Linked DNA regions of Mus musculus: regions 2 and 3 are each linked to region 1. Evidence: chromatin loops called from intact Hi-C (ENCODE). Cell type or tissue: left cerebral cortex. All regions are shown on one strand. Each heading gives the region's core, and the rest is flanking DNA. Links, peaks and the distances in the headings are about the cores only. Region 1 holds the start of Prmt9 (protein arginine methyltransferase 9). Region 2 holds the start of Tmem184c (transmembrane protein 184C). Region 3 has its middle 45 kb from the start of Gm22544.

Region 1 (10,580 bases), core at 1,779-9,778:
TCCCTCCAAGAACAACCCTTATTATGGAGGAACAGAGGTCACAAGACTTTTGTCTTATTTGCCTGGATTTTTCTCACTAGCTTTCAGAATTTTCTTTGTATAGCTTTATTCATGGATAGTGTTCTGACACCTCTTCCCAGAAAACTAACTAGCACAATATACATTTAGCATCTGCTCAGAGTTGTTCTTTTGTAGCCTCTGAAGCAGAAAATACAGCACTTTCATTAGCAACCACATTCATAGGTAACTTGCAATAAAGATAACCAAGCATCTTGAGTAACTCTCAGTCACATTAAAAATTGCACCTGGCCTGGAGGCCAGCACTCAGGACAACTTTGGTCCCAGCACTCAGGAGGCAGAGGCAGGAGGATCTCTGTGTGTTTGAGGCCAGTCTACTTTATGGAAGTTCTAGGACAGCAAGGGCTACACAGAGAAACTCTGTCTCCAAAAGACAAAACAAAACAAAACAAAACAAAACTGCAGAGCATGTAATAAGGAATTAGAACAAGCCTGAGGGCAGGGCGTGTGGTGGCACACGCCTTTGATCCCAACACTAGAGAGGCAGAGGCAGCCTAATTTCTGAGTTCAAGGCCAGCCTGGTCTACAGAGTGAGCTCTAGGATAGCCAGGGCTACACAGAGAAACTCTGTCTCGGAAAAAACAAACAAACAAACCAAAAACAAAACAACAACAACAAAAAAGAACAAGACTGGGCTGAGTGTTACAGCAAGGAGCAGCTAGCTCATGTCAACTGTCTGCCGTACATAAGAGTTGGAGGAGCAGCCTGCTCACACCAGCTCTTCAGCTCACGTCAGCTGTGTGTAACAGATAATCCAATGATGTAATGCTACAGAGTGACCACCCCTCGTAGGTAATAAAAGCAGAGGCTCACAACAGGCAGGCAGAGACCCCAATGCTGTGACAATGTAGACCATGGTGCTATCTGGCACTCCACCCTGGCTGCATTGAGATAAGAGGATCCAGAGGAAGGTCCCAGCAAGCCACTAACAGATTGCAGGCCTTATGTGAGCCTCTCTGCCACTTGCTTCTGAGTTAAGCACACCATGTATCATTTTCTATTTTGCTTTCTTTTTCTTCTCTCTCTCTCTTTTACTTTCCTTTTTCTTTTTCCTTTCCTTTCCTTTCCTTTCCTTTCCTTTCCTTTCCTTTCCTTTCCTTTCCTTTTCTTTCCTTTTCTTTTCTTCTCTTTTTTTGACATAGGATTTTTCTGTGTAGCCCTGGCTGGCTCTGCAGACCAGGCTGGCCTCAAACTCAGAGACACCCCCCCCCCCAGCTTTTGTCTCCTGAGTGCACCCCATGCTCAGTTCCATTGTGTTTCTTAAGATGACCAGGTATTTGTTCTATTTTGCCAGTTATACTTTTGCAAAAGACCTCATATAGTATCTACAAACTATATTATATATAAAGAAGCACAAATGACCTGTAGCAGACCTATTTTTCTTACCTCTTATCTTAGATCTGGCAGTCCATGGTTATCTGAGTATTTTAGGAGCTACAGGAAGGAAGGTTGTCATTTATCTTTTTACAGTAGTCACTGTCCACAGGTAGATCTTAGAGGTGATAAGAAGATAATCAGACCTGGCTTCTTTAATTTTTTTCTGTCCTTTCTATACTTCCTGCCTAGTCTCTGCTCCATCTCTCTCTTTTAAAAGATGTATTTTTTATTATTTTAATTATGCATATGTCTGTTCACGATGTTAGATCCCCCGATCCCCTGTCTTAGGGTTTTATTGCTATGAAGACACACCATGACTACAGCAACTCTTGCAGAGGAAAACATTTAATTGGGGCTGCATTACAGTTTCGGAGGTTTGTTTCATTATCATCGTTGCAGGATGCATGGCAGATTGCAGACAGACATGGTACTAGAAAAGGAGCTGAGAGTTCTACATCTTGACCCATGAGCCTATGTGCCACATGGGAGACCACAGAAGGAATTAAACATTCTTGCTAGCATGTTTAAAAGACACACAATCCAGGTACTTTATTTACAAGTTTTAAGCCTAGATTGGGCAAGATTGGCGCTATTGACTTGTTTCCCAATATCCCTCGTTACTTGCTGTTTTTCCTGGCCATGTGCTCAAAGTCTGTTTCCTCTCATGGTGGCTTTCTCCGCCCTATGTCTCCTTCTTTCTCTTCTCTCTCTCTACCTTGCAATCCCCAGTCAGGTAGCTGAAAACCTGCCTACCTCTATCTACTGCTCGATGACAGACTTTAGCCTTTGTTTTGTTTTGTTTTATTTTGTTTTGTTTTGTTTTGTTTTTCAAGACAAGGTTTCTCTGTGTAGCCCTGGCTGTCCTGGAACTCACTTTGTAGACCAGGCTGGCCTTGAACTCAGAAATCTGTCTGCCTCTGCCTCCCAAGTGCTGGGATTAAAGGTGTGCGCCACCATGCCCGGCACACTTTGGCCTTTTATTGACCAATTAACTTGGGGAGCAAAGTTATATAGCATCATTTGGTATGCATGAGGTATACATCATTTGGTATCCTCATCCTTGAGGATCTCCTCGTGAGGGGGGGGGGCAGGTATCAGAGGGCTAGTATTTAGCGTTTGAATACATAGTAGTACCAGTCACTACAGGAGACCTCAAAGCCTGTCCCTACAGGGACACATTTCCTCCAACAAGACCACACCTACACCAACAGGGTCACAACTCCTAATAGTGCCACTCCCTATGGGCCAAGCTTTCAAACATATGAGGCTATGATAGGGGTCATAACTATTCAAACCACCACATCCTCAGAGCCAGAGTTACAGGAGTTTGTAAACCATCCGATGTGGATCCTGGAAACTGAGCTTGTCCATTGGAAGAGCAGTACATTCTCTAAACCACTGAGCCATCTCTCCAGCTCTGGACCTTCAACTCTGACTTGATAAAAGTAGAACTGGTGCACTGTGCAGGATGTAATGAGTAAATTCTTCAGTAGAGAAGAATTGACACTGGAATGCTGCCCACAGAAACTTTATTTCTCTATGGTTTGTTCTTTTCCTGCTTCTGTCATGGAGACATGCCCCCTCTGAGAACCATTCATGTACTCTAGCTGCTTCAGGTTCTTGGGTCAAGTCAAGGAACAGAACAGATTAAAAAAAAATCAGGGGCTGGAGAGATAACTCAGTGGTTAAGAGCACCAACTGCTCTTCCAAAGGTCCCAAGTTCAAATCCCAGCAACCACATGTGGCTCACAACCATCCATAATGAGATCTGACTCCCTCTTCTGGAGTGTCTGAAGAAAGCTACAGTGTACTTACATATAATAAATAAACATATATATATATTTTTTTAAAAAAATCAGAACAGAACATAGGAAACTTTGCCCTGTGGAAGAAGAAAGCCTTTCCGTAGGATAAGATAGTTTGCAAAATAAAGCAATTCAGCTGAAGCAGAAATTCACATGGTGATAGAATGACTAATCTAGTTGCTGTGGACAATAGGCAATTTATGGGAAGAGGGGTTGTCTTAGTGAGGGTTTCACTGCTGTGAACAGATGCCATGACCAAGGCAACTCTTATAAGGACAGAATTTAATTGGGGCTGGCTCACAGGTTCAGCGGTTCAGTCCAGGCAGGCATAGTATAGGAAGAGCTAAAAGTTCTACATCTTGTTCCCAGGGCAAACAGGAGAAGACTGACTTCCAGGGAACTAGGATGAGGATCTTAAAGCCCACACCCACAATAACACTCTTCAACAAGGCCACACCCACTCCAACGAAACCACACCTCTTAATAGTGCCATCCCTGGGCTAAGCCTATTCAAACCATCACCAGAGGTTATTTCTGAGTACGGTTTTAGGGAACACAATCCTTTATAGTAAGAAGGCAGGGGTTGCAAGAACCAGAGATAGCTGATCTCATCGAACTGCCAAGCAGAAGAAAGAGAGTTGGATAAGCCTACTAAACCCCAAGGCTGGACTCCAGTGATCCAATTTCTCCCCGGAAACTCTACTATCTTCCCAAATAGCACCACCAGTTCGGGACCAAGTGTTCAAACAAACACCACTCTCTCTCTCTTAGTTTCTTTTCCTGTTGCTGTGATAAAAGACTCCGACAAAAGCAATTTAAGGGAGAAAGAGATTGTAGGGAAGCCAGAGCAGCAGTCGCTGGTCAAATCATTGTCACAGTCAGGAAGCAGAGGGTGCTGGGTATACACTGTTGCTGGGTTTTCTTTCTCCACTAATACAGTCCAGGATGGCAGCCAGGGAAAGGTGTTTACCCACAGTAGGTAAGTTTTTCTACCCCAATTAAAGCAATCAAGATAATCACCCACAGCTATGACCAAAGGTTGGACTCTGGGTGAGTCTAGATTCTGTAACATTGCAAACCAAAGTCTCTGTCAAGGACTGGGCTGTGTCTCTCTACCCAGCCTCAGTCTATCACCTCTAAATTATACAGGATGCAAATAACATTATACATCTTTGGTTAAATGTTTACGGGAGTAATAACATTTTTTAAGGTTTAGATAATTTCTAAATGTTTCTAGATAATGCCAATTAATTACATTAACTATGTATATATAAGTAAAATGCTTTTCTAGATTATTACATTGTATAGTTAGAGCACCCTTATGAATTAAGCCAGGAAGAGAGCTTTATTAGGTCTGTCTGAATGTCTCAAGGGAGGGATGCTAGACTGGAACGAGAAAACCCTTCCCACAAGCCAATTAGTCTTTATGTTCTACTCAGTTCCATTAGGTATAGAGGCCTGCCTCTGTATTTCCATCTCACTAAATACTGTATAGTTAAATCCTACATTGCTTAATACACAAAGCATCAAACAAGGACGATATGAATAGCTAGGAAAATACATAGGCAAAATTAAAGAGCAGGAGAAACACTTTTCATCAAGTGCAAGATATATTAAAATTGTCGTTCTGTACATATTCAAATAATTGTGATTAGTTCCTGTCTTCGAAGACCTTTCTTAGGTACATAGGTATCTGCTTACAAGAGTGGATCAGACAATAAGATACTAGAGAAAGCAAAAAGACACATAAAGGATGGACTTGGGAGAACTGGAGAATTTTAGCTTAATATCCAAAATGGTGTATCCTCCATTTCACATTGTTAACCACTGTATGCACCGCTAATCTCTTCAAAATGGGAACAAAAAATAGCTTTCGCTATAATTTCTATACATTGCTTTAAAAGTTTGGATTTATATCTTAGAGGCCACACTTGACATCAGTCTTCTTTGTTAATGTGCATGTCATCAGGAAATTCAGACTCGGCCGTACCCATCCCACTGTTCAACCTTGAAGCAGTTCTCCGTGATGGCCTTTTCCTTTTTTTTTTAGAGTGTGATCCCAAGTTCCACCTCACTGAGTTTTGTGAGAATACTTAATACTAGGAGAGTACACAGTGATTAATTTAAGGAGCTTTTATTTCGTTTTGCAGTAGTGAGTCTGGTGCGATGAGATTCAGAAGGCCTGGAGCTTCGCACAAGCAGGACTAGAGCAGGGTTTGGAATTCGCAGCCGCACTCTCCAGGAGGCAGAGAGAGGGTGGAAACCTTTGGTTGCAGTCTGCCAAAAAACCCCATTCCAGAAAATGACTTTACAGCCTAGTACTCCAAGACCATAGTGGGCCGCGGGGCGCTCCCTGGTGTGACGTCATCACAGCGCTTCGCCGCAGGATGCGCGCGCAGCCCTGTCCGCCGCTGGGAAGGCGGGGCTTCCTGCTGTGTGCACCCAGTGCCTCTGTGCGTCCAGTTGCTGCGACCGGCCCAGGGAAGCGCGCCGTGGAGACTCTTTTCCCGGACGAGGCCATCCTCCTTCGTGGGCTTCCGAGCGAGACTTATCCATGCCGAACTCGAGGCCCAGGCCCCGCCGGGGCGCCGGGGGTGGCGCAGGTGCGGCCGGCCGGGACCGGCTGGTGGCACGGTCCTTGCAGAGTGCTGAGCACTGTCTAGGTGACCAGGACTTCGGCACTGCTTATGCCCATTACCTTCTGGTGCTCAGCCTGGCGCCAGAGCTAAAAGACGACGTGAAGGTGAGGCCTTATTTTTTTCAGTGGCTAGCAAATCCTGTGATCTGAGCAGGAACAACAGGGTATGGTGTGTGTGTGTGTGTGTGTGTGTGTGTGTAACAGAGACGAGAGACAGGGAGAGACAGAGACACCGAGACATACAGAGACAGAGACGGACTCTCCAAGCATCGAATTACTATAGCCTACAGCCCATCTCAATACAGCCAGGTTTTAGTAACAAAAGTCAAAAGTTGTCACACATCTGTTTCAAAATTTCTGCCTCACTTAAGATTCCAAAGGCCTTTTAAATGGGATAGGACTGGGTAGTTCTTTTTCCCCTCCAGTATCTAATTTAAATTAGCCCTGCCTTGTAGGCGTTGCATTATCTTGTGTAGAAAGAATGCTGTGTATCCTGAGGTTGGATAAAGTGTTCAGTCATAAGGAACTTTTAATATTTGTTGATTCGTCTTACTTGCATCAGTTAACCGGTTGAACTACTGTATTTTTTTTTTTTAATGTTAGAATCTCAATTTCAAAAAGTAACTTAATTGCATATACAGTTTTAAGCTGTGGACAGTCTTGCTTTGTTTAGTCCAGAGTTTCTCAACCTGACACTGGTGACATTTTGCACCAGACAGTCCTGTGTCTTCCTTCCTGTTTCACAGCACGGTTTGTCCTCTGCCCACTAGATGTCAGTAGCATTAGGCTTTTGTAGTCCAAAGAAATTTCAGGACCTGTTGGTTTACTTGGAAATATGCTAGTATGTTGGGTCGTTTGTTCCTCTGTGTAGAAAGTAGTAGAATAGTGTGTGTTCCTCTGTGTAGACAGTAGTAGAATAGTGTGTGTTCCTCTATGCAGACAGCAGTAGAATAGTGTGTGTTCCTCTGTGTAGACAGCAGTAGAATAGTGTGTGTTCCTCTGTGTAGACAGCAGTAGAATAGTGTGTGTTCCTCTATGCAGACAGCAGTAGAATAGTGTGTGTTCCTCTATGCAGACAGCAGTAGAATAGTGTGTGTTCCTCTGTGTAGACAGCAGTAGAATAGTGTGTGTTCCTCTATGCAGACAGCAGTAGAATAGTGTGTGTTCCTCTGTGCAGACAGCTGTAGATAGTGTGTGTTCCTCTGTGTAGACAGCAGTAGAATAGTGTGTGTTCCTCTGTGTAGACAGCAGTAGAATAGTGTGTGTTCCTCTGTGTAGACAGCAGTAGAATAGTGTGTGTTCCTCTGTGTAGAAGACAGCAGTAGAATAGTGTGTGTTCCTCTGTGTAGACAGCAGTAGAATAGTGTGTGTTCCTCTGTGTAGACAGCAGTAGAATAGTGTGTGTTCCTCTGTATAGACAGCAGTAGAATAGTGTGTGTTCCTCTGTGTAGACAGCAGTAGAATAGTGTGTCTGTTTTCTGACAAGGGACTGAGGTGCATATTTTACATATCAAAGTGGATCTGGCCTCCAGGTTCTCCCAGCATCCCTCAGTCTCTATCTGGCATATCCTGCCCCCAACCCTGAACTTTCCAGCCCAGAGGCTGGGCTGCCCCTTCCCCAGAGGCTCTTCCCTATATAACCTAGACATTTTGGTCCCCTCCCCCTTCTCCTCCTTCTCTCTCTGCTCCTAAACCCTTTCTTTCGTTCCTCTTCCCACCATCCCCATGGCAGCTTCCCTGGCCTCCTTCCTTGGGGCCAGTGAACTCGCCCACCTGAGAGCAGCTTCCCAATAAACCTACATTTGATTAATCTAACCTGGTTTGAGTTGGCACATTTCACTGGGAGAGAAATAACTTATCATAGTGGACCAACACAATTCTTTGCACAGTTCTAGCTGCTGCTTCTGAGAACAGACAAGATAAATAGTGTGTGTTGAAAATACATATAAAATTTGGTTGCATGTAGATCATCAGTGGAGTGCTTGTGTTGGTAAAATTTTATTCAGGGGAATACATAAGCTGTACCTGCCCTTCCTCCTAAAATCTCACAGACAGACAGACAGGTCTCTGCAGGAAGCGGTGAGCTCACTGGGCTTACTTACAGAGGACAGATGAGGGGTTATTTACTGGAGTGTGAACGCTCCTACTTCAAAAGGCTGCACTGGAAAGCCTTTACTGAGCAGGGATAACTTTATAGTCAAGAATAGAAGGGGTTACTGGGACAATTGATGCTGGTTAGCTGGAGTGAAGAAATTAGCGGTGGTTAAGAAGAGACTAGTAAAGTGGAAATTTATGGTTTCTTTGGGGACTCAGTTATGTCATGTGATGTTTTGCTGAAGCAGACACAGGAGAGAGGATGTTTTGCTGAAGCAGACTCATGAAAGCTGCGGGGAGATTAGAAAGAATATAAATATGACCACACAGACAGTGTGATGGAAGCTCTTGCATTGGTTCACCTTGCACTGTGCCACTTGTCGTGATTTCGTAAAGAATATCCCACCAAAGACCTTCCCATCATATTCTGGCTGCTTCTTGTTGCTTCTATGGACTGCTGCTGAGCCTATGGACTGCAGAGCCTTATGGTTTCTTCTGAACTGAACTGCTACTGCTGGTTCGTGTTTGGTGTTTGTCAAGTAGACTGGACTGCTAACAATGAAGATTGGAATCGCCTCGAAGAACTATTTTTAAACAGGTGCACACCCCCATTTCCTACTAACCTTTCTTTTCCCCTACCTCTAGTGAGTGGTGTGCTAGAAGGGAGGTGGAAGTGTTAAAGAACCCTTATTAAAGTAGGTTTTGAAAAACCTAAGCCTATAGCATCACTGAGGTGAAGGATTCTGGGAGCTTTTTTCTGAGATCACAAAGAAACTGTGTTCCAGAGATAGACAAAATTGTACCTCGTACTCTAGCTGTAATGTGTAAGAATCACCTAGGTGGTGCTGGTTTTGAAGGTATGAAGGGGTCATGAAGAGCAACTGAGGCTTAAGACTGTGAGAAGCAAAGGAAGGCCATGGCTAAAGGTGTAGCCTCAGTTGCAGTTGACGGCTTAGGACTGAAGAGGTCATGCAAAGAAGCTAGGGCTTAGTACCATGAAGGGAGCCTATAAGAGGCTATTGGTGAAGCCTAGTTGGCAGCAGAAGACACTAGTGTATTGAAGACGCCAGTACCAAGGGATGATCACCAAGAACAACAGCAGCAGTATGGACAGGCATCAACCAGAGCCTACAGTGCTATAGAGGACAGAGCTGGAGAGGTGACCCAAGACCTTTGGAGGAGCCTAAAAGATCATGTGTGGATCCCAGACATTGGAACAAGAAGCTGTAAAGTTGAGTTGCCTTGGAGACCCCAAGATGTTAGAGATGCCAGAGCCATAGGCTATCTGCTGAGGAAATCTGCTAACAGAGAGTGGAACCATCCAAAGAGAAAGGAATTGTGTTGCAGTCAACAAAGCAGAAAGGAGTTGGAGACCTGAAGACGGCTTTGATACCAGACATAGAGTGGCAGAGTTTGGAGTATGCCCAGCTGGTTTTCTCTCTTGTTTTGGTCCAATATTTCTTCAGTATGACATTTTGGAATGGTAATGTATATCCTGTGATATTGGAAGTATGTAATCTGCCTTTTGATTTTATGGGGATTACAGTTAAGAGACTGTGAATCTCAGAAGACACTTTGAACTTTGGCACTTTAAACATTGTTGAGACTGTGATAGACTATGGGGACTTTTTTGAAGTTGTTCTAAATGTATTTTGCATTATGCTATGGCTAGGTATGTTTGAACAAACTTATACGGGCCAGGGAGTGGTACGTGGTGGTTTGAATATGCTTGGCCCACCGAAGTGGCACTATTAGGAGGTAAGGCCTTGTAGGAATAGGTATGGCTTTGTTGGAGGAAGTGAGGCACTGTGGGGGTGGGCTATGAGATCCAGTGCTTGAGCTCTGACCAGTGTGGAAGAGGCCCCTTTTCTGTTTGCCTGTGGAAGAGAGTCCCCTTCTGGTTCCCTTCAAATCAAGATGTAGAACTCTTAACTCTTCTAGTACCATGTCTGCCTGGATGCTGCCTTGCTTTACTCTGTGATGATAATGGACCGAACTTCTGAAACTGTAAGCCAGCCCCAATTAAATGTTTGCCTTTATAAGAGTTACTTTGGTCATGGTGTTTCTTCACAGCAATGGAAACCATAACTAAGATAAACTGTATTAAAGGGTCCCAGCATTAGGAAGGTCTAGACTATCCATGAGTCCATGCAGTTAGGACAGTTGCATATAGCAGGTGGTGGGGAGCAGCAGAGTACTCAGGCGAGGTCTCAGGACCCAGCCTGCCGTTCTGAAAGGGATTTAAACAGTAAGTCCATCTGGTGTGATCTTTTGTAGGTGGCCCAGCTAAGCTCCCCTCTAAGATGTCAGTGGTTTGTCTTGGAGAAGAGGCCTGTACAACAGCTTGCCATAGAATGGCCCTGTGTGTGAGGCTCTGGCTTCTGCCTGCAGCACAGAAAAAAATAAATGTGTAAAAATAAAGCATGTGGCGGGAGAAGTAGCTCGATTAGTAGAATTGTGCCTATCATGTACGAGGTCTAAACCCAGTGTGGCAGTACACACTTGTAATCCCAGCATGTGGAAGGTAGAGGCAGCAGGGTCAGAAGTTCTAGGTTACTCTCAGCTACATACCGAGTTTGAGGTTAGCC
Region 2 (10,580 bases), core at 1,502-9,501, 61 kb after region 1:
TGGCCAAGTTCACATGTTTTTTTAATGTTAGTAAGAAAGGTAAAATATAATTATGAAGAAAAATGCAAGTATCTAAGAATGTAGTATTGTAAATTACCTTCAGCTCTAGGTGGCCACAGGGAATTCCTCCCATCCAGGCACTAAAATGTGCTGATGCTCAGGTCCCTCATAGAAAATGGGCAGCAGCAGCACATGAATGAGGTAAGTCTCTTCACAGTCAGCGCTAGGTGACTTACAATACCTGATAGAATATCAGTGCTGCATGCAGGTAAGAGGATCTCTTTGAGTTCAAGGCCAGTCTGATCTGGTCTGGTCTGTAAGGGGCTGGGGGTTGTTTTGAATATTTCTGCTCCAGGGTTGGCTGAACCCATGCTTCAGTTTCTGATAAGGATGCAGATTGTTTGCTATTATACCTTTTAGTTCCTGACTCAATTATTTATACCAAAAGAAGGGGAGAAGGAAGAAAAGAGGTTGGGGGCGGGGGGCGGGGGGGCACTTTCCACAGTAGATACAACTACTGTGGCAATTAGATATACAAAATGTCTTCAGCCAGATGATGTGATATGTGCCTTTAATCCCAGCACTCAGGAGGCAGAGGCAGGTGGATCTCCAAGCCAGCCTGTTATACAGAGTGAGTTCCAGGACAGCCAGGGCTACACAAAACCCTGTTTTGAAAACACACCAAAAAACCCCAAATAAAATAGTGAAAAAATTCACTATTAATCTCTCTTTGCCAATATTGTGTGCACATTACCTTATTCAGCATTCTCTAGAAGGCATAGTTAAATGTTATAAAGTTCTTAATGAAATATAATAAAATATACATACACTATCCACACTGTATATTGGGACCATCCATAGGATCCTATGGAAAGTAAAACATAAAGAAAATTTAATGTTTAAGAATTAAGTCAGTCAATATCAGTAATAGCAAATATATTAAGAGCTGACCTTATTATGGGCTTTTGAAGTTCAGGTTGAGTGTAATGTACCAGATGTTGAAGGATTCCCCACAATGACACGGGTATGGTTAGCAGCAGAAATATTCCAGCTATAAACCAGGATTTCGTGTGCATTCCAACCTTAAAAAACAAAAATAAACAAAAAACCGAACCCACATTTGTTCACATTCTGATAATAAAATTATAAAGATTAATATTTGTACTTCTTAAATTTTCATTTGGTTAGTTATACTGTCTTGTTATTTCCCAAATAATTAGTAACATTTAAGAAAAGATTTCCTTTTAAACAATTAGATGCATATATGCATGTGTGAGTGCGGGTATCTGCTGACGTCAGAAGTGGGTTCTGGGTTCCTTGGAGGCAGAGGCAGATGGCGCTGTGAGCTCTGGGACAGCCAGAGCTGCATATTGAGACCCTGTCACACAAAACAACCCTCCTCAGACAAACACACACACACACACACACACACACACACACACACACAAGTTCTTTACCCACTCCTAGCTTGTCATTTACTCTCTCTATTGACTCTCGCTTGCTGTTATATGTGAAGGCCTGAGTGATGACCACGCATGAAGCCGAAGTGTCTGCAGAGTACCATTAGGAAGGAAGTTTCCGGTCTCTCTTACAGGCACGAGCCCTTAGCACAGTGTCACTTGGGGACTTGCCTCCACCTCAGTGTTCTCATCAGTAAAAAGGGACACTTTTCTATATTCTAAGAGGATTAAATAACTTTATAATTACATAAAAAACTAAAGCTATCTTGGGGATATGCTCTAGCTAATGACTAACTTTAAAAATCAACCACACAACTCCAAAGCTCCCTCACTCTCGCCCCTCTCTGCCTATGTCCTCTCAGTCTCCTTTAGAGTCAAAAATCTTCAAAACCCATTTATTCTCCCGAGTCTATGTTTCTACCATACATTCCTACTTAAACAATTTAGTTCTGGCTTTGGCCCTTCCAAGTGCAGTGGAATTACTGAGCCCCCAATTGCCTTCCTATTGTGAGAAGTGACAGACAGGGTGGCAAGTGTGGACACTTCAAACGTCCCCCTTGAAACCCTCTCTGTTCTCCTGGGCATATATCCAGAAGAAGCCCCAACTGACCTGGAGAGCATCATCCTGAGTGAGGTAACACAATCACAAAGGAACTCACACAATATGTACTCACTGATAAGTGGATACTAGCCCAAAACCTAGGATACCCACGATATAAGATACAATTTCCTAAACACATGAAACTCAAGAAAAATGAAGACTGAAGTGTGGACACTATGCCCCTCCTTAGAAGTGGGAACAAAACACCCATGGAAGGAGTTACAGAAACAAAGTATGGAGCTGAGATGAAAGGATGGACCATGTAGAGACTGCCATATCCAGGGATCCACCCCATAATCAGCTTCCAAATGCTGACACCATTGCATACACTAGCAAGATTTTACTGAAAGGACCCAGATGTAGCTGTCTCTTGTGAGACTATGCCGGGGCCTAGCAAACACAGAAGTGGATGCTCACAGTCAGCTAATGGATGGATCACAGGGCTCCCAATGGAGGAGCTAGAGAAAGTACCCAAGGAGCTAAAGGGATCTTCAACCCTATAGGTGGAACAACATTATGAACTAACCAGTACCCCTGAGCTCTTGACTCTAGCTGCATATGTATCAAAAGATGGCCTAGTCGGCCATCACTGGAAAGAGAGGCCCATTGGACACGCAGACTTTGTGTGCCCCGGTACAGGGGAACGCCAGGGCCAAAGGGGGGGAGTGGGTGGGTAGGGGAGTGGGGGTGGGTGGGTAAGGGGGACTTTTGGTATAGCATTGGAAATGTAAATGAGCTAAATACCTAATAAAAAATGGAAAAAAAAAAAAAAAAAAAAAAAGAAACCCTCTCTGTAAATCCCTGTGAAACACTGGTGCCGGGTCCTTCTGTCTGTACTTAATCTCAAGCATTCTTTTAACTGTGGACAATGTGTAAAGTCTGACCACTAGGAACTGGGCTGGCCTCGCCTCATTCATTTGTTGAAACAACACCTAGTGCAAGTGGCCATACTTGGAGATAAGGCTGACAGGAAGGGATGTAGGTGAAATGAGGTCATAGTCTCAGGGAGGATGACCTCAAAAAGAGGTGCTTGAGCCATGTGAGGATTCAGCAAGAGCATGGCCATCTGCAACCCGAAATCACACTCACGCCCATGATATTCGACTCCAAAATAGTTTTCTGACTGTAAAACATGAATTCCTGTTGAAGCACTGTTTATGATTGATATAACACACACACACACATACACACATATGTATTAAACGTGTGCTTTTATGTGTGTGAGTGTTGGTGTGCAGGTGTGGAAGTCAGAGGACAACACTGGGGAGTCAGCTCTTCTTCCACCTTGAGGCAGGGTCTCTTATTTCGGCTGGCTGGCTGTCGAGCTTCTAGGCAAGTCTGTTTCCATCTTCCATCTTGCCATAAACACCATTCGAGAGGGTTACAGAGATGAGGCTCAGGCGGCCATGCTTGTGTACATTTCATTTCCCTTTCTATACTGTATTCCAAGGAATACTAAGTGAGGAAATTACATTTAAATTAAGATTGCTAGACCTAAATTTGGGTGGACAAATCTCAAATTGCCTAAAAACATAACAAATGAGAAATATTTAATGTCATATTTAATACCCTTAAACACCTATATGAACTATAATTAGAAAAGCCAACAAGATTTAGTGAACAAAAAGATCCTATGAATATGTTTAGACACACTGATTAAAATATTTTCCATAATCAAAGGGGGGTGGGTTGTATGCATCTACCTGGTCTGCCATAACTCTTCCAAAATAACTGTTTCTTAATAAAAGTACTTTTTGGTTATTAATTCTAAGTTTTCACTTTATAGATATACTATAGACATAGGTTAGCTATCCAGCTTGTAATACTTTACTAATGTCACAACATGACATCAACAAAGAGGGCCAGAGAGATGTCTCAGCTGGTAGGTGCCTGTCTCCAACCCTGATAGATTCAGCTCAGTCCTCAGCACTCATTATGATGAGAGAGCAGAGCCAACTGCTCCAAGTTGTCCACCTTCAGACCTCCACAACTGGACCATCCCACGAACACACCAACAAATACACCTTTTTTTTTTTTTAAATATAAAGGAACACACAGGGGATGTTTGTAAAATTTTTGCTTTGGTTAAGGAGTAACTTCAGGTCTGGGGATGAAGCTCAGATGGTAGAGTGCTTGCCTCAAATAAACAAAGCCCTGGGTTCAATCCCTGCATTGAGTAAACAGAATGATGGATACACCGGTAATCCAAGCACTGGGAAGTTTGGATGCAGGAGGATCATCCTAGTCTACAAAGCAAAATCCAGAACAGCCTGGTTTACAGGAGATTTTAAGGAAAGAAACAAAGAAAACTTGTAACTTCAAACGTAAAGTTAATTAGCAAAGTCAATTTAACAAGAATCCTTTGGTTCCAGAAAACCGGCTAAAAGCCTATAAAATCCAGAACATAGTTTTTAAGATGGTTTATTTGGTCTGGTCAAGCCCTAGTACCTGCATAGCAGATCTGATTTCAAGAATAAAGTTCTTTCTGGGACTGATGAATATTGGGAAAGCGCCCATTGTAAGTAGGTGCTTTAACTATTTGTTTCTCGACCCGGACCTACCTCCAGTTGTAGCGGCTAAATAAAACCAGTCAGGTTGGTTTAATGTCCACAGACGAAATGTTTTTCAGACCTCAAGCATTAGAAGGCAGACAAAGGAACTCTGTCAACCAGCGGAAGAAAGGGTAGAGGTGCAGGACCCTCTTACCTTCATTTTTTGAAACTTCCAAATGCATATCGGAACCGCGACCAGGATGGTTGTTGCGTAAAAAAGTACCAACAGGGGTCGGATCCATCTCCTCCAGTTACTCCGATTACATGCGCAAGGCATGTTCTGTAACAGATTCTCTTTGAGTAGCTGAATAATCGAACCAAACCAAGAATTTGGCAAGTTCGCTTTTTCGGTTGTCTTCTCCGCTGGCGCCCTATAGGAAAAGATTTACTAGCCGCTGGCGCCGCGTTCTCGGGTCGCTCTGTGTTTGCGGCTGCTGCAGCGGTGGCCGCTCGGGATGCTCGCAGGTGCAGGCTGCATCCTCGCCGGCCAACCCGCATGGACTCAGTGCCGCCGCGGCGTCGCCTCCGCCTCACCTGGAGGTCACCCAGAGTCTCCGCTGCATCGTGACCCCGAGGACTATCAGGGTAAACTAGGGATTCTAGGCACTCGGGGTCTGACCTGCATCTGGTACCCTACCAGCCCTCTCCCTAGTCCAGCTCTGGCAGGCTAGTCTCCGCCCCCGGAAGACCCGGCCCAGAACTTCCTCACTCACGGCTTTGGAACCTCTACAGTACTCATCTTCAGAACTCATCTTCCGCCGACTATTCCACTTCCGTTTCCGATCAGATGCTTGCAGCAAATGATTTGCTCTGAGTTTCAAGCTGAGCTAAACCTTGTCCCGCAACGCAAAGCATTGTGATTGGTCAGTTACGGAGGAGGGCGTGGCTGTAACCTAGGTTACCGAGAGGGCGTGGCAAGGGCAGGAAGGAGAGTAGCGGCGGATTTCTGGCATCTCTAATTTACCTAGTCTAAGTGGTTCCCTAAAAGGGCTCCGAAAGTTGTAGGAACTGGGGACGTTTCAGAAACACCCGCTACATTCCTGAGACTTTACTCCATCTAAAGAAAAGTCATAGTGAGGGGCAGTCACTGTGGAGTGGAACTTGAAATAGCTTTATTTTTCTCAGAAGGCTTCCCAGTTGTCTTTAGGGGTGGAATGGGAAGCCCGCTGGAATAAGACAGAATAGGTTAGATTTCAGTCAGTTGCTAGAGTTTAGGGTCCTAAGGAGGAATTTGTCTGCATAATTTCTAGACCCGGCAGAAGAATCATTCTAAGAATAGCTTTTTTGAAAGTAACCGCCAATATGAAATGTTCACGTTTCAAACTTGAGTTAAAAAAAAAACAAAATCTTATTTAAGATTTAAAAGGTTGGTATTCTGACATCTGTTCTATACACCTAAAGCTTTTAGCTGTATAGCTTTACAGATCAATGACACATGGGATCTTAAATTCTTTCTAAATCAAGGGAACAAGCAAACATCTGAGTCCCGACTAGACACTGAACACTGCATATATTGTCATTTTCTGAAATCAAACACTAACTTCTCTACCCATTTTGTATGAGTTGATCTGCATAAAAGTACCGAGTAGCGATGGGTAGTTTTCTGTTTCACAGATGAGAAAAGTGTCAAGTGATTAATAGTACCTATTAAGTAATAGAGCTGTTTTCTCTGACTTTGGACTCTGCTTGATGTTTAAATATTTGCCATCACCTGCAACCAGGGGACTTCTGCCTATTAGCCATCTGGACAAAATGTCATGGACCAGAGTCTCAAAGTATACAGATGAAATCACATTCCTCAGTTACCAGAGCCTGGAGTCTGACTTCTGCAGTCTTTCTCCTGTGATCTCCATTTTGCACATTTCCTTAAAGGGGCTGTAGGACTTTAGTTTGGTCTACACTATAAGTTAAAATAGTTGGTTTTAAGGAAATTCCTAACCATTAATGAAATCTTGGTATACTGTTGAAGTTCAGAAAATTAGGGAAAACTCTTGCTTTACAGCTTATCACCACTACTTATTTCTTGGCAAATGGCAGTCTTTTTGGATAGGCTGTCTAACAGGACTTGTTTCTGTGTGTCCAGCCACACTCTTACTGCTTCTGATAGCCATCTTCTCCATTCCTTCTCATAGGAAGCCAATTTTTTACACAATTTCTGAAATCTATTTCTGCACTCTAGTGCTGAGCCCGGTATGGCTATGGTGGGGACAGAGTGACATGGTTCCTGCCCTTGGGACAAGTCCTCCAGTGTGAGCCTCCATGAGTGTGATGGCTGCTGTGGGTATGTATTTCACATTCCTCCTAGGGATGTCCTCCCAGTTAACCTAAGGACTCAGTGAGAATTAGAAACAGCTCGAATCCAGGAGCCAAGGCTGTGGCTATGTCTCAGCAAAATGGTAGACACTGGGACCTTCAGGACAGCCCTTAAGGCTGTGGGAAAGAACTCTAAATACATGAGTTCAAAATACATATAATTTCTCAACTATGCAAAATATAAGGATGCAATATGAATTATGAGGGGCTTCATGAATCTAAAGGAATAAAAGCAGCTCACTATGAGCCAGCTTATCAGAAAGATACAAAGGCAGGAAGATTCCTGAGATCAAGGTTAGGCCCAGGTGTGGTAGAAATGGTAATTTTCAGGGCAGGGTCCCACCCAAGTAACTTACTGTCTGTGCTTTACAGAAGCAGACCAATTTCTGAATTCTTTTGCAATGTTAAGGAAAAAAAATGTATGCTTGCTATCACTTAAGAATCAGAGGAGCCGGGTGTGGTGGAGCACACCTTTAATCCCAGCACTCGGGAGGCAGAGGCAGGCGGATTTCTGAGTTCGAGGCCAGCCTGGTCTACAGAGTGAGTTCCAGGATAGCCAGGGCTATACAGAGAAACCCTGTCTCGAAAAACCAAAAAAAAAAAAAAAAAAAAAAAAAGAATCAGAGGGCTGGGGTCTCTGGATGCAGATTTATAAGATAATCAAAAGGAAACCTGGTTGTAAATGACTGGATTGATTTGTAAAATAAAAGATTGGACCTGTGTTCTGCAGGAGATGAGCTATCCAGAGAAGTTTTATGATAAAAAGCAAGAACTGCTTGGAGAAAAGACACATACTCATGTACACACACACACACACACACACACACACACACACACACATACAAGCAAGCAGGACATGAACAGAGAGATCTCTTAGAATATTGAACAGAACACAGGTCATCAGCTTGTATCCAGGATTTGACTTCAAGTCCTTCTTTTCGCTGTCCCCAGACACATCTTCTCGCAGAACCCCTCTCCATGCTGTGGCTGGTCCTTGCCACTCTAGCATGATCCTTCATGCTTTGTCAGAACCATTAACTTAAATGTTGGTCCATTTCTCTTAGACTGTGAGTTCCTCAGAAAAGATAAAATTCTTGAACCATTTGATTTTTAGCTGGGTGATAGTGGCACACACCTTTAATTCCAGCACATGGGAGGCAGAGGCAGGTGGATCTCTATGCAGTCATGGCCAGACTGGTCTAAAGAGAGAGTTCCTGGACAGCCAAAGCTCTCTGTCCTGGCCCTCTAGGCCGTGTCGGGGTAGGCTCCCTCCATACCATTCTTGGGCATATATCCAAAGGATGACCCTATACCACATGGAAATTTGCTCAGCTATATTCATAGCAGCTTTATTCATAATGGCCAGAAACTGGAAACGACCTAGATGTCCTTCATCAGAAGAATAGATAAAGAAAATGTAGTACATTTACACCATGGAGTATCACTCAGCTATTAAAAACAATGGCCTCATGAAATCTGCAAGTGGATAGAACTAGAAAAGATCATCCTGAGTGAGGTAACCCAGTCACAGAAAGACAAACATGGTATGCACTCACTTATAAGTGGATGTAAGCCATAAAGTACAGGATAACTGTGCTACAACCCACAATCCCAAAGAAGCTAAGTAACGAGTAGGGCCCACGTCCGGAATGTGAATCTCACTGAGAAGGAGAAAGAGAATAGACTTCATGGGTGGACAAAGTGGGGAAGTGGGGTTGGGTGGGGTATGTGTGGGGTCTGGGTGTGGGCTGGGGATGGGACAGGAGGAAGCAGGTTTTGGGGAGGACAGAGGAAAGGAGGGAAAGAGTACTGGGTTTTTAAGGTCTGTGTTTAAACCACTGAGATAAATATTTAAATTGCTGTCACCTTTCCCCTCAAAGGTGTGTTACTAGAGTTACGGGATTCATGACTACCATGTTCTCTAGTTTCCTCACAAGAACAGTGATAAAGTATCCTCTGTCACCCCAGAGATTTCAGTAATGAAGGCGGATGGCTATGGAGGAGGGAACCCTCTGAAGGTGTAAACAACCCGAGCAGTAAGAAATTACCTCCTGTGAAAATCGTGGCTCCCCAGATGAGCTTTCCAGTCATCTGGTAGGGAAGGTCCTTCCCTTCCCTTCCTTTTGCTCTGCCCTCTCCCTTCCCTTCCCTTTCTCTTCCCCTTCCGTCCTCCCTCCCCTCCACCTTTTGTATCTCAGGCTGACCTCAAACTTGCTACATCACTAGGGTTGACTTTGAATTTCTGACCCTTCTCTGTCTCCTGAGTACCGGGATTACAGGCCTGAAGTACCAAGGGCTGGGGTTTAAAACTTGGTGCTTCATGTACTCTGGGCGACTACTCTACCAACTGAGTACTTCATACCCTCCCAGTTCTTATTGATTTCCACCAACATTTTTGTTTTGTTTTGTTTTCAGATCAATTTAAATGACACTTCTGGAGTATAAAGGTGCAGGCTAAAAGGAAAGAGAATGAAAGCCCCTCTCATATGTGTGTGTGTGTGTGTGTTGAGATAGGGTCTCATTCTGTATCTCAGCTGGCCCCAAGCTTTTCAATCCTCCTTCTTCAGCCTCCGGAGGGCTGGAATTGCAGATTTGAGCTATCACATCTGACTTGAGAAAAACCCTAGTAACTTCAAATAATAGAAATTGTATTACCTAGAAAAGTCAAGAGAATTTTTTTTTTGTGGCAAGGCAGATGATTCTGGATATTTTATAGTGAGAAATAAAAAAGTAATACTGAAATATTTTTACAGTTTTAAATAAAAATGAAATATTACTTGTGCATCGCATGCCAAACTGTGATGATCCCCAAAGAAATCTCAGGCCTGTACAAGGGGAGATGCTAATCCCACCAGGCCAGAATAAGATCACTATCACAATTTTGAGCCAAATTTGAAGCAAACTTTAAATACTGGCCAGGGAGATGGACTCTGGTCAGGTCCATTCCTGGTTTCCCAGAAAATAAGTCACATTTTACAGAAGCTTAAGCAGGCATCTCCATGTGGCTTCCCATCAGCTCTGTCAGGGCAAGCATCGCTCCTGGCATACCCACTTGCTGTTTCTCTACCCCTGAGAAAACCTGTGGCTTGTTATCTCCCACAAGCAACAGCCTTCAGATGACGGCTTCTGGCAAATGTGTGGGTGAGGAAGGGCCCAGGTCTATCTAAGGGATGGGCCACTGAGAGTTTGACCATGATCTCCTGTGACTATATAGTTAACACAAAGTGAGCTTAATTTTTCCCCCCTTATTTTCATTTTCACTTTTTTTGGGGTGGGGGGGAGGTCACAGTAAGGGGGGCTGGACGTGAGAGTATCAGGAAGGGATTGTGAAGGTCTATGACGTGAAGCTCCCAGGGAATCAGGAAAAACAAGCAAACCAACCCAACCAACCCAACAAAAAGACCCAATAGCCTTCACGATTCCAGAAGTATCGGTTCTTGTGCACAGGGTTTACAGGTTAGTGGCGTCTTTGATTATGGGTCTCTTAGGCCCAGTAATTAAAACTTAAAACATAACTTTGGCTCTCACAGAGGACGAGCTGGGAGGTTTTGTGCTAACGTGGACACACGTTCTCCTCTTACAAAAGGAAACATTTAATTGGGGCCGGCTTAGGTTTCAGAGGTTTAGTTCATTATTATTATGGTGGGGAGCAAG
Region 3 (10,580 bases), core at 1,560-9,559, 1.5 Mb before region 1:
TAGCTGTCGCCCAGAAAAGGGTGTCAGATCTCATTATGGATGGTTGTGAGCCACCATATGGTTGCTGGGATTTGAACTTGTGACCTTTGGAAGAGTAGTCGGTGCTCCTACCTGCTGAGCCATCTCACCAGCCACCCCACCTCTTTTCAAACACATAATTCTCACAAACCAAGACTATATGATATTTATGCCCAGCAAAGCAATAGCTGGAGTGTTGAGGATGAATCCAGGTATATAATTCTGAATGTTTGTCCTAAAGGGAATTTGGAGCTTATGTCTCCACATTTACTAGGAAGGCCATAAAGGAGAAAATTGTGACTTAAGAATCTGAACAAAGAATAAAGCAGAAGGTAAAGATATGTCTTCCTGTGAGCAGGTAACTTTAAGATCTCTTTTCCTTTTAGTTAAAACTGTACTCATTCTTACAAGACTGTTTAAAGTAAATAAGGAGGGAAAGATTTTATAGTCAGATAGGTGATGTCCTCCTACTGTTAAAACAAAAACTACTTCTGCAGTACTGTATCGATCTGCTGTTGGATAGGAATGGAGGGCTGGGGGGAATTCTGCAGTTTTCTGAAGAAAGACTCTAGAACAAGCTGAAGCAGGCATGGGAAAGAGCAACTGTTACGTTAGCAAAGCCTCCTCTGAGCTTGAGGCTAGCGTTAGAGATGTCGTTATGATCAGTTTTCTGGTCCATTTACTTAAATTTTCTTGTAAACATGCTCATGTATACATATGCACATACATACACAGTTTGTGTGTTACGATTTCTGTGCTTAGACATATGAAGGAAAATGGAAAAGAGTGGGCTGGCTGCAAAGAAAAATGCTGACACCTTAACATACACAGGAGCAAAATATGTACATAGTGAAATTGAAGCGGGCAGGGTGCACGGGTTCTTGGACCTTTTTTGGTGAGGCTTCAGGAAGCTCTCTCCAGATTCACAGTGATATTTCTGTCTTGTCAGCATTTTTCTTTTATTTGTATTGGACTTTATGACATGTCTAAGAATAATAAATAATTTATAAGTTGCAATAATGGCCTGCAACATTTCTGGCAGATTTAAAAAATTCTTTTCCAATAACTCATTTGATAAACTCTTGAGTTCTCTTCTCTAGAACATTTCACACAACAATGCTTTGTTTTAAGGGTTGTCTATCAATGGACTGAAAAGCATTCATTATGCATTCAAGCCTGCACTTTTTGTGGATGCCTTTCTTGTTTCCTTTTATTTTTTTTTCCCCTTTAAGTGCCGTGGTTTTTTTTTTTTGCTTTTTGTTTTTGTTTTGTTTTGTTTTTTTCTTTTTTGCTTTTTTTTTTTCTGGAAGTAATCTGATTCTTTGCAATGCAAAACAAAATCACAGGAGGAAAAAGTTAACCCTAAGACTCTCAAGGGAAATGACAGAATTTTTTTTCATAACAACCATCATACTTGCAATATAATCTAATACATATTTTTATCAGTTTCCCATGCCTCTGAATGTGAGCACATGTGGTATTTTGACTGCTATACTACAAAAAATGCGATGATGAGGCACAAAAGCATCGCCATACATATTCTTTTTTTTTTAACCTTTAAAATTTTTTTAATTAGGTATTTTCCTCATTTACATTTCCAATGCTATCCCAAAAGTCCCCCATACTCTCCCCCCACTTCCTGTTTTTCTTATTGACAACTTCCAGAGTACATAATCTTAATGAACTGCCCTAGTCATTTACCAAAATTAGTTCAGTGTGTAAATTTTCACCTTTGTTCTCTTTTACAGGTTTTATGGGTGTAGGGTCTTTATCCCAAAGCAGAGGGTAGGATTTCAGAAATGGCTCTTTATTCCTGAAAGATTAGCCTGCTGTCCTTAATGACTAAGCCCATTCTCACATTTCCCCTCAGCACATGTAAGGGTGTGGGACGTGTTTCTTTTTTTTTTCCATTTTTTATTAGGTATTTAGCTCATTTACATTTCCAATGCTATACCAAAAGTCCCCCATACCCACCCACCCCCACTCCCCTACCCACCCACTCCCCCTTTTTGGCCCTGGCGTTCCCCTGTACTGGGGCATATAAAGTTTGCAAGTCCAATGGGCCTCTCTTTCCAGTGATGGCCGACTAGGCCATCTTTTGATACATATGCAGCTAGAGACAAGAGCTCCGGGGTACTGCTTAGTTCATATTGTTGTTCCACCTATAGGGTTGCAGTTCCCTTTAGTTCCTTGGGTGCTTTCTCTAGTTCCTCCATTGGGGGCCCTGTGGTCCATTCAATAGCTGACTGTGAGCATCCACTTCTGTGTTTGCTAGGCCCCGGCAGGCATAGTCTCACAAGAGACAGCTATATCAGGGTCTTTTCAGCAAAATCTTGCTAGTGTATGCAATGGTGTCAGCATTTGGAAGCTGATCATGGGATGGATCTCTGGATATGGCAATCACTAGATGGTCCATCCTTTCGTCACACTTCCAAATTTTGTTTCTGTAACTCCTTCCATGTGTGTTTTGTTTCTAAAAGCAGAATGCAAGGTGCATTACATGATTTGCAGTTCCTGTTCTGTACTGAACCTCTTCGTAAATAAAGATTGAATTCATAAACTGGGAAGCTGTTTGGCCACAGACCTTGGATTTTGCATATGTAAAGTAATGAGTCTTTCTTATGGATGAAAGAAGATTAGGGAAAACATGAAAGGAGACAGAAATGGAGCCTAAAGAGCAAGACTCACAGCGATCACAGAGACATGGGAGAGCTAAAGGGTCACTTTCAAAGATGAAGAAATTTAGGAAGACAGTTGAGCCAATTGTTAGGCTCTTACCAACGACAACCTTGGAATTCTTCTGAAGCCAATGTGCATTTCAGTCTCATTACACTCCACGGACAAAATGCATACATTAAACGTTTAATGCACCTCCCTGGGAAGAATAGCATTCTTCACTTCATTCTCAACGGGCACTGTATATATTCTGGACAATTTCAAATCCAGCATCTGACTATTAAGGCACAGCTGTGTGCCTACAGTATACCTCCTCAATTCCAAGAATGACATTTACTGAAATATGTGCTATTGGACAATTGCTTTTCACATATGCAAACAAAGTCAACATTCTTCTGTTTACTAACCAACTTTCAATATCTTGGCAGCTACTGACAATCAGATGATAGCAGTATCTGAAGGGTTCATTGACCTGATGTAGAGGACCTTTCAATCATTTAGGATCAGGGAGAAGTTACCTCAAAGTTGCATTATTAGGATCAGAGAGACAAGTGTCAAAATTAAGGAAAGATTTGTGAACCTAATACAAATTCTGTGGTTTTTGTTTATTCCTTGTTCTAAAAAACGCAATCAATACACAAATAAGATATACCTCAGGGAATTCTCACTATGTACCATCTTTAAGCAAAACTGTAAGTTTAATAGTCTGTTTTCAGTGAATAACTAATATTTATAAACCAACCTGAACAGAGCTTACTTTCGAGTGATACATTTTCCACACTTTGGGATGACATTTCTCGGTTCCTGAGCAGATCTTATTAGCTTGGTGATTTTAATCTGCGCTGTTAAAAAATGAAGGTCTTTGCCTCCGAGTTCCCTTCAGTTGATTTATGCCCCCTCATTTTTTTCATCATGCTGCACTCTCCCCAGCAATATTGTCTGATTTGGGGCTTGATCAGCACCACAGACTTTCTCTTACTTCTTAGTCAAGTCTCCACAGGATTCGTGATGAGTGTGAAATCTCTAGTGAACTACTGTTGCATGGTGCTCTTCAAGAAAAATAAGTAACTCCTTAAGGAACCTTTGAGGGCAATGGGGCTACGGGATCTTCTGTCACGTTCTGTGCCATCATTTGTGTTTAGCAGCTGTGATCATCACTGATGTTTGAAAAGAGCCACTGGAAAGGGAGTGTCGATCCTTTTCTGTGCCTCACATCTCTAGTTTAGAAGAACATGGCCATTTATGCTGAACAGCTATGGAGAACAAAGCTGAGGAGAGACTAATCCATCATTCTCAACTTGTTATCCACTCTCTAATTCCAGATCTTAATTCCTGCAGTTGAAGGGTAGAAGAAACAGAAAAAGAAACGTGGTCATGGGGAGTAGCGTTATGATACCTGAGGTAAAGAAAAGGCAAAGTGTTTGCAGATCAACTTTTCAACTCCCATACTTTAAATTGTCTTGACAAACCAATAAAGATTCCCAATTATGTTTGCTGTGTTTTCCCAGTAGGTTATTTAGGAGAATACCACACAGATACATTCCAGTTTAGGTCTTGGAATGGTCTTTGAACTCATTGTCCTAAGTTTTCTAATGTAGAAACTGTACAATAAAAGTCAAAATATGGGCTGACAATACAGGAAAGCATCCATTCGTTTAGGTAGATTTTAAATAATAACTGCTTCATGCAAGGTGAAATATCATAGATAAAAAAAAAATAAGAAGCCTTCTGACAGAGTCTGATCAATGTAGAATCATGCCCACAAGTCATACTCAAGGAGAGACAAGCAGTAGACCTTTCTTCTATCTTCCATAGCACTACAAAGTTAGCACTGGTAATGATCTTAAAGTGGGATTCTTGTTGCTTCAGTTAGTCTCTGAAACATCACCAAATTAAATTTCAAGACTGTACTCACAGATCACTTAATCAAAGATTATGGTTGAAAAGGTCTCATTGATATGGATGGCATAAGTCACCCAGAGGCTCCATCAAAGATGCCACCTTAAATATCACTTTGATTAACTCTAAAAGAATTAGATCAACCAGACAGAGGGACCCCTGCAGGTCCACTAAGAAGTGGGGTGTACTCTTGTTAAAATGCTGACCTTTATTTTAAGAATAAATCCTAAAATGTAACTGTAGAGCAAAGCAAAGAGAAAGAGAATAAAGCAAGCAGAGAGTCAGGACAGAAAAAGAAGGGTAAGCAGAGTTGTAGGAGTTCACTGCTTTTCCCATCCTGTATGCTGCAGCCTCATCCAGCCTGCACTGGGAGGCTTGGGACATCACTTTATTCAAGTCTTCAGTCTAGAGCAAGTGAAGACACCTTACCTCATTCTCACAGAAGGAGAAGACATCAGGAAGAAAACGGACTAGAAACAGAGTCTGTAATATGCTTCAGTAATTTACAAAACAAATAAAACAAAAATTGGGATTTGACGGATTTGTTTCCCTTATCTGAGCCTCATTTTTATGTGTGAGAATGAAAAACACCCATGTCCCATAATGAATATGAGTGAAGTTTGAAAATTGATGTACATGGGAAATTAAAAGTTTAATTACTGTTCTCCTAAAGGAATATAGCAACATAATGAAACATAAGGACATCCTACTGCACTCACAGAGCAGTGACTTGCTCAGCCATCATCAGAGAAGCTTCCTCCTGCAGGAGACAGGAAGACACACAGAGACAGGCAACTGGATAATGTCTCAGGGAATTGCAGAAAATGAGGAAGACAGATTGTAAGAGGCAGATAGGGTGGGTGATTAGGAAAAAGAGTCTTCCTAGACTCAGGCAGGGCTGATTCACATACAACGTCACAGAGACCGTGAAGCACGCTCAGGGCGCAGCCAGATGGAGTCCCAGTGTTGAGAATGGACGTGAGTGAATGCCCCCATGCCTATCCCAGAAGCCGTCTCCAATTGGTACTTTCTCATAAAGGAAAAAGAGACTTTCCAACGGAGTCTCACTGGGTCTACGAAACACACTTAAGGACAGACCAGCAGTACATGACCAGCACAAAACAAACTCAATGGCACTTTTGCAGTTTTTTTTTCTCATAATGGTTTGAGTATTTTTGTTTTTAAAGTTCACAATCTTTTTCCTATTTTGTTTCCATGGGTTTTCTGTATGTGTGAATGTGTGTTTCAGAGTTTATATTTGTTTCTTGTGAATTTTCTTTGGATATTTTTCCTTTTATGCTTGTTTGTTTTGTCCTCTTCTGGCTTGCTGATTTTTATTCTAAATTATTTTATGATTGTCTTTTCAGATGCTTGTTTCTATTCTAAGGAGAAAGTTTAAGAAAGGGCTCAGAGTGGATAGGGATGTGGAGAGAATTTTGGAAGGGCTTGGAGAAAAGAAACTCTAATCAAAATATAATGTCTGAAAAATTTCATTTTCCATTTAATAATGAAGAGAAAAGCATAAATTACATATGACACAACTTGAAAAAGTAGGTTTACGCTAAGAATCAACTGATTCATAAGGCAATTCAATCTTAACTGGTATTAGCTAATATAAGTTATGTGTCAATTTTAACAGATTATTTTAAATTCAGTCAGTCCTTTTTTTATTATTATTTTAATCTTTCAAACATTTTCCTTGAGTATTTGGTCTTGGGAGCCCAGGGACTCCGTATCTGAAATGTTCAACACCTACCACCAGATGGCAGTGTGTTTCAAGTAAACACCAGATATTTTATGCCCAGGTGGGGAATTCTGATGCTTTGTAACTTATAGAAAAATACAGAGGATGTTTGTACACATATTTAAGTATTTTAAATAAAATAATTAAAGCAAAACGTTATTGAATCTAACATGAAAGTAGTAAGTTCACTGCCTTATGTAATATTTCTGTCAACCATTTTGCTATTACAGTGAGAGTGAATCTTTCCTTGGTAACTGGGTGCATAGTACTCGTACACAGGGTACTCAAATTTTATTAAAAATAATTGTCTGCCTTCAAGAGAGCAATGACTGACCATAAATGAGCCTTGTACTGCATAGATTTTGTGGAGTTTTAAAATAGATTTTGGAGGATCAGATGTTTTCCATGTTTTTTGTCTAAATATGTGAACCTTCTTGTCTGTGACTAAGGCTGTTGTCTGCATCGTATGGCATTAAGAGTGATGTAAGTGCTATTCCAACAATTTCAACAGTGTTATGAATTTTCTGATGATAATAGGACCACAATGGATGGAGCACTATCCGACATGGCAGGAGCCTTTCAAACTCTCTCCTCAACCTTTGACTAACTCATGTCGCCCTTTCTTCCAAACCTATCTGTATATCCCTCCAATGGTTCTTTACATTCTTGGGTAAATTCTAGTATTCTAGTATTCTAGTCCTCCTTTTCAAACTAATCTCCAGAAAAATTCACAAAATATAATAGGTGAACATTGTAACATAGGACTCCCAGAATTGATGCATCCCTCCATAATCTCTAAGGGGGAAGCTAGGTAATTGCAGGTAACCAGTGAACAGCAAATCTGAGTTGAAGTTTAAAGGTCAGGAAGGACCAATTAAATCTTGAGGTTCTTTTTTTTTCACACTGTTAAAACCCACCAACACTTACACTACATAGAAACCAGCTTTGAATTCCAGGACAGGGAGATGGGAGTGGCTGGGTAGATAGGGGAACACCCTCATAAAAGCAGGGAGAGGGGAGAAGGGATAGGGGGTTTCTGGCGGGTGAGAGAAAACCGGGAAAGGGGATAGCATTTGAAATGTAAATAAAGAAAATATCCAATAAATTTTTTTTAAAAGACTATTTGATGGAGAGATATCTTCTTCCTCTGACTGAGCACTCTCTCCCTCTGACAAGCTACTCACTATGCCTTACTATCTTTTCATGTATGCTTTTAACTTCATGGTCTAGTATTATTTAAATATAATTAAGTAATAATAACGCATTTCCTGGAGCTGGAGAAATGTCTCAGTGTCTAAGAAGACTTAATTGCTCTCATAGAAGACTGAAGTTGAGTTCCCAGACCCACATCAGGTGGCACACAACTGACTGCAACTCCAGCTCCAGGGTCTTCCTGTGCACTCACCCCAATATACACATAATGAAAAGCACATTAAATATGTTTTAAAAGAGGGCACTTCCTGCAAGTATGGGGAAGCTAGTTTAAATCACCAAGAAAGGATTCAAATTCAGAGTTTGTAGTTGTCTCTAGCGGCATATGTAGCAAAGGATGGCCTAGTCGGTCATCAATGGGAAGAGAGGCTCTTGGTCTTGTGAAGATTATATGCCCCAGTACAGGGGAATGTCAGGGCCAGAAAGCAGGAGTGAGTCGGTAGGGAAGCAGGGCAGGGGGAGGGGATAGGGGACTTTTGGACAGGAAACTAGGAAAGGGGATAGCATTTGAAATGTAAATGAAGAAAATAACTAATTAAAAAGAAAAAAAAGAAAGAGTAGGGGACATCATTGAAGCACCTCTTTGGTTTTTCTGAAAATTCAGTTTGTATAGAAAAAAAATTCCCCCAGTTGAAACATAGGGCATGCCCCAGCTTTCATTAGGAACATTTATTGTTTTTTGCTGAAGCTCAGAAGGATCTCTGTTCAGATTCTTTCAGTCTAAACTAGATGGTGTAGCCACCTTGAAGATGGAGGTGTATGTGAAACAGAAGCATGAGTATCAAAACCTTTATTAAGGTAGAAAAGAACCAAGAGTCTAGGAAAGAGCCATGTTGGCTGGCCAGCAGTCTCTGCCACATGACCTTCTCCATTTTAAAAAACTCTCAACTTTCAGCTGAACACAAGGATTCCCAGAATGAGAATGTTTCTAACTTCTCATGGAGCTCACATGGCTGCCTGGTGATTGTTGTAAAGAGGTACAGATGTAAGGGTATGCATACACTGCCAGGAAAATATATTATCCATTATTACATACATTAATTAAAGAGATGATATATTATTTATATTAATTAAATGCATGAACACACTATCAGGAAACTTTGCACTATCTGTCTTTTACTTGAATCTGGCTCTTTCTTTTATTGTTCGTCTCCGTCTACTGGCTCAAGATCAGATGTGACTAAAAAAAAAAGCATCTTGAATTATGAAATGGACGTCAGAAAGGATGCTGCTTTTAGTGAGCTAACAAGATAATAGGAGTCTGGGTTACAGACACAGTGCAGGGAATCATATCATTCTTCGACTATTTGCCAAAATTTTATACCAGAGATAAGTAAACTTCTATTTTGTTGGAGTTTATTTGGTTTGTGTCCCTTCCCAAAAGATATGCCCATACATCGATGCATGCTGTCATAAAGCATGTAAGATATTATGTTATTTGAAAGAGCCTTGGAAAATGTTACCCATACTAAGCATCTTGAGATGTGAACATCCTGACATTTCCAGCGGAAGGACCTCAATACAATGACAACTATCCATATAGGAGAACCTGTAGAGGGGAGTTCCATGGCATGTGGAGGAGACTCAGAACACAGAGAGAGCAGGAAGTGATGGGAATGGAGACAGAGACTAGAGAAAGTCCTCAGAAATTGTCCAACGTCAGGAAGAAGTCCTCATGTCTCTAAAGGGAGCACAACCATGAGAAACGATAGTTCTTACATTGGCTTGTTTGTTTATGTGGTAACAGCTCAGGCTATCCTCAAGCTCCTGGCTGACCCATGTATATCATTGTCAGTTTGTTGAGTGTGGGATGCTGAGCATGCACTCTCATTCCCAGCCCAATACCAGATTTGTGACCCCCTAACCAGAACAAGCACCCCTATTCAACAAATTTGTGAAAACTTCATGCAGCAGCATTGAGAAACATACACTTGTTTATGATTCTGTGTCCTTTTTTAATGTTTTTTTCCACTCATAAAGAAGCCTAAATAACAGATTCCCAACTGTATTAAAATCTTGAAACCAAAGACTCTTTCTTAAGAATATTTACGCCTACATGTCCTAGAAGACAGTACATACGTGGACAGTTTTTAGTGGCACTACATTCACATTGCTAGCAACTCATGAGGGAATTGGTATTTAATGGAGACTGTCTCAAATAAAGCTTGGAAGAATTTCAAGAATTTTTACTATTAATTATCATTACCACGTTGCCAATTATGGGTGCTAAAGCAAGGAAGGGTGAAAGGAACAGAAAACCTGCAGAGATGAATCTAAATTCTGGACATGCTAATGTGCTAATTTCTAGCATGAGGGTTAGTTTATGTTGTGAATGGAATAGTCTGACTTGCCTCCCACTTGCTAGTACTTAGTGAAAACTCAGCAGGTTGCCTGCTTATTTACATTCCACCTGCCTTCTAACTTAATTGTTTTCCTCTAGTTTCAGAATCACAAAGACTTCCTCACTCTTCTGTAATGTTGGCTTGCAGTTTATTGCCCTTGAATATTAATAGAAACTTCTGACTGTTTCATCAGATCATTCTGTCAGTATAGAAATACCCTAATTCAGTTGCCTGATTCTGCGCTGAAATAAGAATTAGAGAGCTCTACTGACTTGCTAGTCTTTATGAAGACCACATCAATGATGAAACCTTTAAAATATTTATCATTTATTGAAACTTTATTTTGATGGCAGGCACTTCTGGCAGTCAGCAACAGCTGTGGAGAGTTCAGCCATGTTATTGAGCCCAAGCATAGCATTTATCTCTGCCAACATGCCCACTTTGTTCACAGGCTCATTTGGAAATGAAACATACAGCTGGAGAAAGAGATTGACAATCCATAGAATGAGCCATCCCATTTACTTAATTATTGAATTCCTTTGCTGAAGTCACCTTGTAATAAGCAATTACCTGGGACATTGGTATCTTTGCACTCTTTGCACATTTGGAGATAACTACCTTCATAATTTTTGCCCAAATATCTTTCTCACCGACTTTCCTAGCATGGCCTGCCCTTCTAAGACCCCAAC

Evidence for each region. Peaks named below come from ENCODE experiments on the same cell type or tissue, not always from the same donor. Only the 100,000 strongest peaks of a DNase experiment are listed, where the experiment ranks them.
Region 2: it touches region 1 in a loop (5-fold over the local background); 3 of 42 quality-filtered maps call a loop at or near these places.
Region 3: it touches region 1 in a loop (4-fold over the local background); 2 of 42 quality-filtered maps call a loop at or near these places.

What each region holds. Positions count from the first base shown.
Region 1 is chr8:77,543,734-77,554,313 of GRCm38, forward strand. Prmt9 (protein arginine methyltransferase 9) reads left to right here and starts at 5,664. Exons shown (of 12, transcript NM_001081240.3): 1 at 5,664-6,003. The coding sequence starts at 5,815. In left cerebral cortex, for the core only: a CTCF peak has its summit at 6,655 (motif pointing right); DNase peaks (open chromatin) are centred at 5,654 and 6,634; H3K4me3 peaks cover 1,668 bases; H3K27ac peaks cover 925 bases.
Region 2 is chr8:77,605,336-77,615,915 of GRCm38, forward strand. Tmem184c (transmembrane protein 184C) reads right to left here and starts at 5,318. Exons shown (of 10, transcript NM_145599.4): 1 at 4,768-5,318; 2 at 952-1,082; 3 at 829-865. The coding sequence starts at 4,890. It overlaps Gm39200 (a long non-coding RNA gene), which reads left to right and starts at 6,746. Exons shown (of 3, transcript XR_878939.2): 1 at 6,746-6,894. In left cerebral cortex, for the core only: no CTCF peak of the experiment used is centred there; a DNase peak (open chromatin) is centred at 5,450; H3K4me3 peaks cover 1,818 bases; H3K27ac peaks cover 797 bases.
Region 3 is chr8:76,061,562-76,072,141 of GRCm38, forward strand. No RefSeq gene overlaps it. Among named protein-coding and RNA genes, the nearest start is that of Gm22544, 45 kb to the left of the region's middle. In left cerebral cortex, for the core only: a CTCF peak has its summit at 6,350 (motif pointing right); a DNase peak (open chromatin) is centred at 6,356.